Regions from separate parts of the Homo sapiens genome. Here region 2 is linked to region 1. The links are chromatin contacts, found by Hi-C or POLR2A ChIA-PET in ENCODE. All regions are on one chromosome and are shown on one strand. The core of a region is the stretch at or near the end of the contact, and the rest is flanking DNA. Distances in the headings are between cores, read along the strand shown. Region 1 holds the start of SMYD2 (SET and MYND domain containing 2). Region 2 holds the start of FLVCR1 (FLVCR choline and heme transporter 1).

Region 1 (5,526 bases), core at 2,488-4,987:
GAATATTTAGATGGAACACTGGGTTAAAGCAGATTTCTCTCCTTCTGAGACAAATCACATTGGGGGTTAAAATATGTCTAGGCCAGGCACGGTGGCTCACGCCTGTAATCCTAGCACTTTGAGAGGCTGAGGTGGGTGGATCACTTGAGGTCAGGAGTTCGAGACCAGCCTGGCCAACATGATGAAACCCTGTCTCTACTAAAAATACAAAAATTAGTCGGAAATCACTTGAACCCGGGAGGCGGAGGTTGCAGTGAGCCAAGATCGTGCCACTGCACTCCAGCCTGGGCAACAGAGTGAGACGAGACTGTTTCAAAAAAAAAAAAAAGTCTAAAACTTAGTTTAAAATACAACATACTTGGCCCGGCGCAGTGGCTCATGCCTGTAATCCCAGCACTTTGGGAGGCCGGGAGTTTGAGACCAGCCTGACCAACATGGAGAAACCCTGTCTCTACTAAAAATACAAAATTAGCCAGGTGTGGTGACGCATTCCTGTAATCCCAGCTACTCGGGAGGCTGAGGCAGAGGAATTGCTTGAACCGGGGAGGTGGAGGTTGTGGTGAGCTGAGATCACGCCACTGCACTCCAGCCTGGGCAACAAGAGCGAAACTCTGTCTCAAAAAAAAAAAAAAAAAAAAAAACCACACCAAAAAATGGTGATAAATGGCCAAAATGTGTATGTGTGCATTTATGTGTGTATGTGTGTATAAAGTGTATCTGAGAAGTCTGATAGGGACAGCTTCCAAGTGGAAAAACTTTATATAATATTATTAGGAGCTGCCTTCTAGCAGTTCAGGCAAGATACGCATGTTCTCCAATGGCACCCACCAGACTGAGAAATGTGATACAAATTAAAAATTCCCCAAAGCAAACCTTTGTCTGAATTGCCCTGACCGTAAGAATCCCATTCTGTTGAGACTTAAGACATTTTCCATTATTTCTCAATTTATAGCATATACTTATTCCTACCTAAAGAAATCACTTTTCTTTTCTTCAAAAAAAGTTAGATCCTGATACAATTAGTATGACATGGAAATTCTTGGGTCATTCATTTATCTTAAGCAGTATTGTTTATGTTAAACTTCTGGCAAAAGAAAGGATAAGGGGTAGCTTTCTTTTGGGTGTGTGGAGCTGGGGCAGGCAGCAGATTTTGACCTGTAAGTATGAACATTTCCAGAATTCTACTCCTATACTTTGAGGCCCTATGGAGGAAAATACACGTTCCCCTCATACATCTGGACAGACTGATTTGTCCTAAGTCATATACAAATTGCTGACAGAGGAACTGATGCTGAATCTATCAGATGACCTAACCACTAATAGTAAATGATTCAGATTTAATAGAAATCATGAAGTAGGGTACAAGGATATTTCTAATTGCATAAGTATCATGGATATTATTTCTTTTGTATTATTTTAATTGACTTCAAATAATTCTTTGGGGAGAGAGAGGAAATAAACTACGGGTATTGACATAAGGTCAGGGAAATCAAACAGAGAAGTGGTTTGCAAGTTGTAATAACACCCCATTGCAAGTTGCAGCCCTGGTGAGGGACCCAAGGCAACAGTGAGTAACACTAATAAATGTCAATCAGAAAAATTTAACAACAAAAGAGGCAGCAAACTGTCACATATGGCAGAATAATCCAGGCTGAATGCTTTGTGAACTTGCATCTGACCATCCATTAATGTTCTAAGGTTGGGGGTATGCGTAGTAGATACAATTAGGAGACTTAAAGCTAAAGAGAAGCATCTCTCAGTTCTTCTCATCCCTTCTAAATCCAGAGGGATTTGATCTTTCATTCACTGGGGGCCAGGGCTGGCAACTACCCATATAAAGTAAGCACCTACTATGTGCCTGGCATCCATGGTCTTAGGCGATGGCTTCCAGGAATTGCCAGGATCCCTGATGGAGGCTCCTTCTGTGCTGCCTGACCTGCTTTGCTCCTGCCACTGCAGACACCCACGCTGCTGCAGACTCCGAGCCACAGCAAGGCTCAGAAGATCAAGGGACCAGTCACAGCAGCCTTTTTAACTTTGGGAAAACCCAATGCTCACTTCACTCAAACGTTGCAAAGTGGTGCCATGACCCTTTAGCTCTTGGCTCACCAATTCAAAGAGCCACATCACATACAGCCCTTAAGCTGCCCACGGCATGATTCCGTGTCTAGTTCCTTTCCAGGTCCCCCCAAGCGGAAGACAGTTCTGGCAGGGAGTCTGGGCAAGATTACTACAATATTTAGCCTTTGTCCCTTCTTTTGCTACGTCTTATTGTAGAATGAGGCACACAGGTCTGAGAGATTGAGTATGCTGGACTTGAGACCTGTACTCAAAAGGTCCCTGCAGGACCGCAGGTCAGCTTAATCCAGCCCAGGAATCTCCATTTCAAAGATGAAGAAACTGAGGTTCAAAGAAAGCAAATCATGGTCTCTACTCAGAGTACTGGAAGGCCTGATATAAACTTAACCCCAATGCCATGCCTCCTGCCTTAGTAAATTTACTGAGCACCTAACCAGTGAGAAATAGGCAGAAGTGAATAAGGCCAGATTTCACTCCCTTCACTACTGGTGTGAATGGATAAAGGTAACTCCACTTTCTCTCTGGGCTTTAGTTTTCTCATCCATTAAGTGAAAGACAAGACTGAATTGGTGATTTCTAATGTGCCTTTAAGCTCTGAAACTCTCATAAGAGTTGAGGATATAATTATGTGTTGGTGTGTGCAAATGTATATGCATCATATATACAAACACAGACACATATATACATATGGTATCTTACAATTAAATACCATTAGCAACCACACATCTTGCCCAATCCCTTCCTGCGACCATGTTTTCCTAATCCCAAACCGAAACTGGACACTGCAACTCATCGTCGCAGCACCTCAGAATCCAGGGGGTGTGGTCAGTGCCCACTGGCGTCCCTCCAAACACCCATGTAAGCGTACTTTAACATGTAAGCGTACTTTACAAGACATATACTAAGTCATTAAATTCCTTGGAAGAAACGGCCAATCTGAGGCAGGGCTGGACTGTGGGTAACAGAACACACCGCAGGAAGCATAAGTTAAAGGTGACAGCCCGTGGCTGCCCAAATTTGGGGCTCCGCTGCCAATGCACCGGGAGGGCAGTGAGTGCCCAGGCTTGGAACAAGCCTGGCTCGGAGCCCACATTTGAGGGCAGGAACCTGCACGCCCGGGTTTGCGCATCCAGCGTGAGCAACTCTGAAAACGTGCAGTGCAGGGCGTGCAGCGGGGCACCGGTCCTGTTTCCTCTCGCACGTGGCGCCTGGCGTGGGGCTGCAGCGCGGGGCCGCAGCGCGGGGCCTCCTCCCCTCCCCGCCCCCCACCCCGCCCCAAGGGCCGGCGCTAGGACCCCGCGAGCCGCACGCACTTCCTGGCGCCGCCGTCCAAGCCTCCCGCTCGGCGCCCCCGGCTCCCGCCCGCCGCCGCCGCCGCCGCCGCCCTACCTGGTGAAGCAGTACTCGCAGTGGTTGCCCCGCTCGTTGACCGTGAGCACGTAGGCATAGGCCGGGCAGGAGAACAGCAAGTCCCCCACCTGGAAGGGCTGCAGAGCCCGCAGCCCCCGGCCTTTGCCCGGGCTGCAGAAGCGCTCCAGGCCGCCGAGGCCCTCGGCCCTCATGGTGGCGGCGGGGCGCGGCCGCCGGCTGTGCCCGAGCTGCGGCTCCCGGCGAGCTGTTATTGGAGACGCGTCACCTAGAGCTGCGGGGGGCGGGGTGGGAGCCGCCCGGCGGACGCGGCGGCGGCTCCCCGCTCCCCGGAAGGGAGGGCGGCCCCGCCCGGGCCTCGCGCGCCCCCGCGGGGAGGGGGACGGGCCCGGCGGCCCCGCCTAGCGCCGCGACCCTCGGCGGCCGCCCCGCGCGCGCTCCGGGCCGTTTCCGGTGTGGCCGCGACAAAGAGCCGCAGCCCCTGTGGCTTCTGCGAGGAGGCGTGAGGCGTGTGCGCCTCCGCGGCGTCTCCACGGAGCGAGCGGGACGCGCCCTCCTCCTCGGTGGGAGGGAGGGGGGTCACCTGCGGGGACCAGGTATCCGAGGGCCACCCCTAGACAGTCAGCCTGGCCCGAAGGATGACCAGCCCCCGGTAAATAGAAGGGGGCGAAGCCAGCTCCGAAACCTTACGTTCGCTGTCCCTTGTAAAGACCCTAGAGGCAGTGATCGGGGAACGCCAAGGAGAAAGCGGCAGAGGGGAAACCACAGTAGAGAAGTTTGGTGTGCAGAGGGTTGAAGTGTGCTTTTCCAAGGTTAGAGGTTTTTAAACCTTGTGGCTTTAATGGGAACGTAGTTTGCCCTCTGCTCCTCTAGTGGAATTACATGGACGGAAGAGGAAATGCATTGGCCGGCCCAGCTCACCGAGTCTCTGAGGCATGCTGCGAACGTTGCAGAGGAAGCCAGAGAGAACCTTGCCTTCAAGGAATTTAGGCTGTTGGGGGATAATGCGATGCTGTGGCCAGTGTCCAGGACACTGCGCTAGAGTTTGCAGTAGTTTTAATATGCTTGACCACCCACGAACTGTGATCTTAGAAAAGTCACTTGGGTTAGGAGTCAAAGGATTTAAAGCCCACAAAGCCTGAAACGTAAATCCTATACACATGCACGCTATTACTTTTCATATGAGAAAGGAAAATATAATCCGTGTTCCACATGATTATGTAAAGACTGGAATTGATGTACATGCAGTAAAGACTAAAATTGTGACGAGATCATTTAGCAGAAACCACTACTTCAAAATAGGACCTCAAACAGTTACCTGTGTAAGTTCAGGACTGGTTGAGCAAAGGGAAAGGATTAATATGATTGGAGATGTAAAATCAGTGGAATTTTTGGCATTTCAGTAAAATGTCTTTATCAGCTGGGTGTGGTGGCTCAGCCCTGTAATCCCAACACTGTGGGAGGCCAAGGTGGGAGGATCATTTGAGCCCAGGAATTGGAGAGTTGGAGACCAGCTTGGGCAACATAAAGACCCCGTCTCTATGGGAAATTAACCACCTCTCAAGTGGTGCTGAGGTGGGAGGATAGCTTGAGCCTGGGAAGTCAAGGTTGCAGTGAGCTGTGGTGACTCCATTATACTCCAGCCTGGGTGACAGAGCAGGACCTTGTCTCAAAAGAAAACAAAAAAGCCCTTATTAGTGGCAAACTAAATAAGCCTCTAACCCGTCTTCAAGTAAAGGAAGTTATGATAGTATTTTCATTTATGCATTTTAAGAAACTTCGACTGACTATGGCCAGCAACTGGGATAGAAAGATGGACATCAGCCGGCTGTGGTGGCTCACGCCTGTAATCCCAGCACTTTGGGAGGCCGAGGTAGGCGGATCACCTGAGGTCGAGAGTTCAAGACCAGCCTGACCAACATGGAGAAACCTCATCTCTACTAAAAATACAAAATTAGCCAGGTGTGGTGGTGCATGCCTGTAATCCCAGCTACTCGGGAGGCTGAGGCAGGAGAATCGCTTGAACCTGGGAGGTGGAGGTTGCTGTGAGCCAAAATCGCACCATTGCACTCCAGCCTG
Region 2 (5,263 bases), core at 1,946-4,445, 1.4 Mb after region 1:
TATCCCAAGCAAACTGGGACATATGATCATGGTAGCTAAGAGAGTACTTTGGGGGAGCACCTTATATAGAAATATTATTCAGCTATCAAAAAGAATGAAAAGAAATGGGGTTCAGAAAAAGTTCCTGGAGGAGCAAAGATCTGAATAAGAAATTGGAGTTAGTCAAGTGAAGAAATATTCCAAGCCAACAGGACATTACATACAAGGCCAGGAGGGAAAGGGCACGACCTTGTGAGAAACTATAAGTAGGCATAGTTCTGCACAGAGCAGAGAAAGCATATGTCTGTGGGGACAGGGGTTGTGCATACAGATAAAGTGGAAGGGCTGGCAGGAGGCAGATCTGGAGGGTCCCATATGTCACACTAGAGTGTTTGAATTTTATCCTAAGGACAATGGAAGCCACTGCAGGGGGTAAGGATGTGCCCGGAACAGATTTGCACATTGTAAAAGACCACGCTGGATGAATGCGAGAACAGAGGGAAGACAGCAAGGGCTACAGATAGGGAGGACAGTTAGCAAGCTCTAGGTGAGAGCTGTGGGTGGCCCAAACCAAGACAGTGGCATTAGAGATAAAGGGAAATGAGCAAGGAGAAAGCAATTTTGAGTGGTGTGTTCCCATGAGATATCCAAGTAGACTATCCAGCTGGCCAGTATCTGTATGAGTCTGAAGCTCCTTTATTTATTCAACATGGTTTTATGGAGAGTAATAAATGCTGGTGATACAGCTGTGTACATTCAGACCACATTCCTATTTTCATGAAACTTACAATCTAATGGTGGGGATAAGAGAAAAGTAATAGGTAAGTAACATATGAACATGTAAACAATAACATATGAGACAGGGATGAGTGCTATAAGGAGAATTAAAGTAAAATAATGTAAAGAGAGTGACTGGGCAACTCTAAATGGGATCAAGAAATGCTACTGAATATTTAAAAATGAATTTAAACTGAGAGATGTGTGACAAAGAAAATGTAATCATGGCCGGGCGTGGTGGTTCACACCTGTAATCCCAGCACTTCGGGAGGCAGAGGTGGGCAGAGAGCTTGAGCTCAGCAGTTCGAGACAAGCATGAGCAACATGGAGAAACCCCATTTCTACAAAAAAAAAAAAAAAAAACCACACACACAAAAAACTTTATAATAGCTTCTGTCCAAACCTGCAGATGCAACCAACTCAAGTATCAGTCATAAATTATTTTGGACAAACAACTATAGTTCAACCTACTCCATCTTCTGTACTTTTAGATAAGGGAAATGACTATAAAGCAATAAGCATGTAGATTCTCATGCCTTGGCCACCTGAGTAGCTGGAATTACAGGCATGCACCACACCATGCCCCACTAATTTTTGTGTATTTGGTTTTGCCATGTTGGCCAGGCTGGTCTCAGACTCCTGGCCTCAAGTGATCCGCCTGCCTCAGCCTCCCAAAGTGCTGAGATTACAGGCGTGAGCCACCACGCCCAGCCCAGAACTTTTGGTTAGCAGTCATTTATGTGTCCCTTATGTGCCAGGAACTGTGCTGACTGCTAATATATGAAATTAAAAGGGAGCTGTTCACAATGACCTCTCAAAATGGAAACAATCTTCCCAGAACCCAATACCTTCCTTTCACAAATACACTGGTGACAAAAATAATACCCCAAGTCTTGTTCGTTACTGCATTGACAAATTTTCCATGTTAGGCATACACAAGCCAATACAGTTAATTATTATTATTATTATTATGGTTACAGTTTATTATTATTATTTGAGACAGAGTCTCACTCTGTCACCCAAGCTGGAGTGCAAAGGTGCAATCTCCGCTCACTGCAACCTCCACCTCCCGGGTTCAAGAGATTCTCCTGCCTCAGCCTCCTGAGTTGCTGGGACTACAGATACCCGCAAGCAGGCCTGGCTAATTTCTGTATTTTTAACAGAGACGGGGTTTCCCCATGTTGCCCAGGCTGGTCTGGAACTCCTGACTTGAAGTGATCCACCCACCTCGGCCTCCCAAAGTGCTGGGATTACAGGTGTGTGCCACCGCGCCCGGCCCAGTTAATTATTTTATAGGTAATTTTCAAAGCAAGATGACAAGGTCGTTTGGAAAATTTTGTCCTTACAAAGAAATTTATAGCCCACTTCAATCCAAGACGGCCTCCTATTCAACGGCTTCATCTCCTCTTTTATAGACAAATACCTCCTGGGGCAGTTCATCCATACAGGCCATAGTTCTCACGGCCTATGACTTTTTCCGGTCTTTTAAGGATCTGACTTTCACCTACCACTCCAGTACTTACCTGATTGCCCAGCACGGCGGTGGCACAAGCTGTGGACACCTCTTTGGGCCCAAACCACACTGAGGCGATGCGGGAGGGCAAGCCCAGGATGAACACCTGGGCCACCGAGCACAAGCACTGGCCCAACATGGTGACCCAGAAGAGATGCTGCTGCACACTGCCGCACTTGATCCAGGCACCCAGGCAGTTGAGGCCGGAGCCCAGCAGGGCGGTGAGCCGCAGGCCTCTGGTGTCCAGCAGCCAGGTGGCCGGGAAGATGAGGGGCACGTAGGCCAGCATGTACACCATGGACAGCCAGTCGATGTGCAGCAAGGTGACACCGTAGAAGCCCTCGAAGACGTTGCTAATGATGCTGTACTGGATCCACTGAAAGGCGTTGACCAGCGAGTACAGGCTGAAGATCAGGAGCACCACGAAGCGCCGCGGGGAGAGCGCCGTAAGGGGCAGCGGGCTGCTCTCGGCCCCCGGGGTCTCAGCTCCCGCGCCCGCAGGCAGCAGCCGGGCCTGGGTCTCCTCTTCTGGGGCCAGTGGAGTCTGAGGCCCGCCCAGAACTCCCGAGGCGGCAGCGAGGCTGTCCCGGGGGGCCCCATTCACCGGGAAGGTGCCCGCTTTGGGCCCGTTCTGCAGCTCCACGCTCTCCTTCCCAACGGGCGCGCCCCTCGGCAACGGGAGGTATCCTTTCGCGAGCGGGTGTCCGGGCGCCACCGCCGCCCCCTCCTCATCGTCTGGCCGCGCCATATCCCAGGCTCCCCGGCGCCACCTCGCTCCCCCGCCCCACTCCCCGACTCCGCTCTCCCGGCCCACAGCCCGAGGTCCTCCTGGGGCCCCACCTCCAACCCCTCGGCCCACCGCTCCTTCCCCGGTGGCGCGCGCCGCGAACCGCAATCCGCGCTACCGCGTGAACAGATGAAGGTCTCCTCCCCCGCGCCGCGCGGCAGTCACCCCTTGTCTGGTCCCGCCCCTAGAGTCGCGCGTCCTGCATGACTACGGCCCTCCGGCCAATCAGCGTGCGCCTTTGTCCGGCGCGAGAGCCAGTCGGGGAGCTACCGGGCGAGAACTTCGGGAGGCGGGGGAGGAAAGCGGCCGGCGAGCGCTGGCTGACATTTTCCTGCCCGGAAGGATGCATGGCCCGGGGTCTCCTGCACCTGAGGGTGGGCGGGAGGCGGCCCCGCGGGTTGTGTTGCTGGAAAAAGGGGTCTCGATCCAGACCCCAAGAGAGGGTTCTTGGGTCTACTTCAGGGAAGAATTGGAGGCGAGTCACAGAGCGCAGTGAAGGAAGCAAGTTTATTGGAATCTACTCCGTTAGAGAGTGCAAGTCCTCAGACTGCAGGAGGAGGAACTCCCGTCCTTCGGTAGTGTCACTACTTAGAGGCAGCTGTGAGGAGCTGTGATTAATCGTGGAATGTGCTGATGTGCCCACTAAAGGTAGGGGCTGTTGGTGCACTAATGACCATTAATCCTTCAACCTAAGCCTGCGCATTGACGTTATCTCTGAGTAGAGGGCTGGGCCGGGCTCGGTGGCCACGTCTGTAATCCCAGCACTGTGGGAGGCCGGACAGGAGTCTCCCTTGAGCCCAGGAGTTCGAGACCAGCCTGGGCAACATACTGAGATGCCATCTATTTAAAAAAAAAAAAAAAAAAAAAAAAGCCAGTAGCCAGGCGTGGTGGTGCATGCCTGTAGTCCCAGCTACTCAGGAGGCTGAGGCAGGAGAACTACTTGAACCTGGGAGGCGGAGGTTGCAGTGAGCTGAGATCGCACCACACTGCCCTCCAGCCTAGCCTGGGCGACAAAGTGAGACCTTGTCTAAAAAAAAAAAAAAAACTCAGGACATCTGGACAATTCCGCAGACTTGGTGGGAGATGTCCTGTATGGCCATAAATATTGTGTAATTATAATTGTTGGTCAGCTTAGAATGCGGCTATTTTCAGACCTTTAGCATTAACCTTATAGGTGCCTTGTGAGTGCCTAGTTACTCACTTTAACATGCAGTCGCTCTAGCCATGTTTTATTAAACCAGATGCCTGGTAAGCAGTGGCTCCTCTAACAAGTGGGCAGCTTGGAACTGGGAACGAGAGAGCCACCGAAACAGAATGAGGGAGACAAAGAAGTGGGCATCACCCTTAACTCCACAAGGGCTTCCCAAGGGCGCTGTACCGTACGCAGGCCCAGGACGAACTTTATTTCTCGCCCCAGCATCGCTGTCCTTGTCGGTGAGACCCTGGCTTTAGGGCAGACAGGACCACGTTTCATAAGTTCATGCTGTCCCAGCAGAGGAATAACGCCAGAAAGTGTTCCAGTACAACCAGAGAAAGAGAGTCCATGAGAAATCTGCCCTTGTGAAGTTGGAATCCCCTCAACCTCACCCCGCTGACTTGAATGAAGCGACTGAGACGGGCTATGATGGAGCAGATCCGGTTGCTCGACCTTCTCCCTTGCACCAACACATGTAGTTAATAGTTACTGGACATGCATATTCAGTGGGTTCCAGGTACCAAACTTGTATTGAATGGTATGTGCCAGACACCGTCTTGAGATCTGGAGAATAAAAAAATAAAAAAATAAAAACGAGACATCCAGAGCACAGTAGCCTTGCGGTCTTCCTGGAACTAGAGAAAATTCAGCCCTTCTGCTCCTTGGGAAGCTATGTTTGGGAAAAAAAAAAAAAGAGAGAGAGAGAGACTCCAAAGAGTTTGTTATTAAATTTAAGTTCAAACTAGGTGTATATAGTACAAAAGTTCTTACCATGCATTTAATCTTAAAATGTGCTGATATCTAGAACCCTAAAACCCTGCACTTTTTTATTGCCTCTTACATTATTATTTTGGTCATGTATGAAATATATCAGGCATCTCTCGGTACAGGTGAAATGCTACATGTTCTAAACTAAGGAATAAGTGCATTATTATAATGTCTTCCTTGGCCAAACTGTATAAATCCCCCCCTCCGCCCGCCCCGGCCAACATCCCTTCCCTGCTTTTTTTTT

The links. A loop is a pair of places that touch in the nucleus more often than their neighbours do. ChIA-PET counts read pairs that join two places held with the same protein, here RNA polymerase II (POLR2A). Pooled maps may share reads with other maps.
Region 2: a loop to region 1 is called in a map of B cell, with 20 times the contacts of the local background. The contact joins the promoter of FLVCR1 here to the promoter of SMYD2 in region 1. A Hi-C loop is called at or near these places in 1 of 168 maps with a recorded cell type or tissue (B cell) and 8 of 50 pooled maps. POLR2A ChIA-PET finds 5 or more read pairs at or near these places in 3 of 52 experiments (PC-9, T-cell and activated T-cell).

Annotation. Positions count from the first base shown.
Region 1 is chr1:214,279,370-214,284,895 of GRCh38, reverse strand. It overlaps SMYD2 (SET and MYND domain containing 2), which reads right to left and starts at 3,737. Exons shown (of 12, transcript NM_020197.3): 1 at 3,469-3,737. The coding sequence starts at 3,641. It overlaps LOC124904509 (a long non-coding RNA gene), which reads left to right and starts at 3,860. Exons shown (of 2, transcript XR_007066876.1): 1 at 3,860-5,526. RefSeq lists silencers at 3,318-3,477, 3,508-3,627, 3,648-3,937 and an enhancer at 4,217-4,782.
Region 2 is chr1:212,856,207-212,861,469 of GRCh38, reverse strand. It overlaps FLVCR1 (FLVCR choline and heme transporter 1), which reads right to left and starts at 3,195. Exons shown (of 10, transcript NM_014053.4): 1 at 2,280-3,195. The coding sequence starts at 3,017. FLVCR1-DT (FLVCR1 divergent transcript) reads left to right here and starts at 3,332. Exons shown (of 2, transcript NR_027286.1): 1 at 3,332-3,704; 2 at 4,552-4,866. RefSeq lists silencers at 2,745-2,954, 3,035-3,094.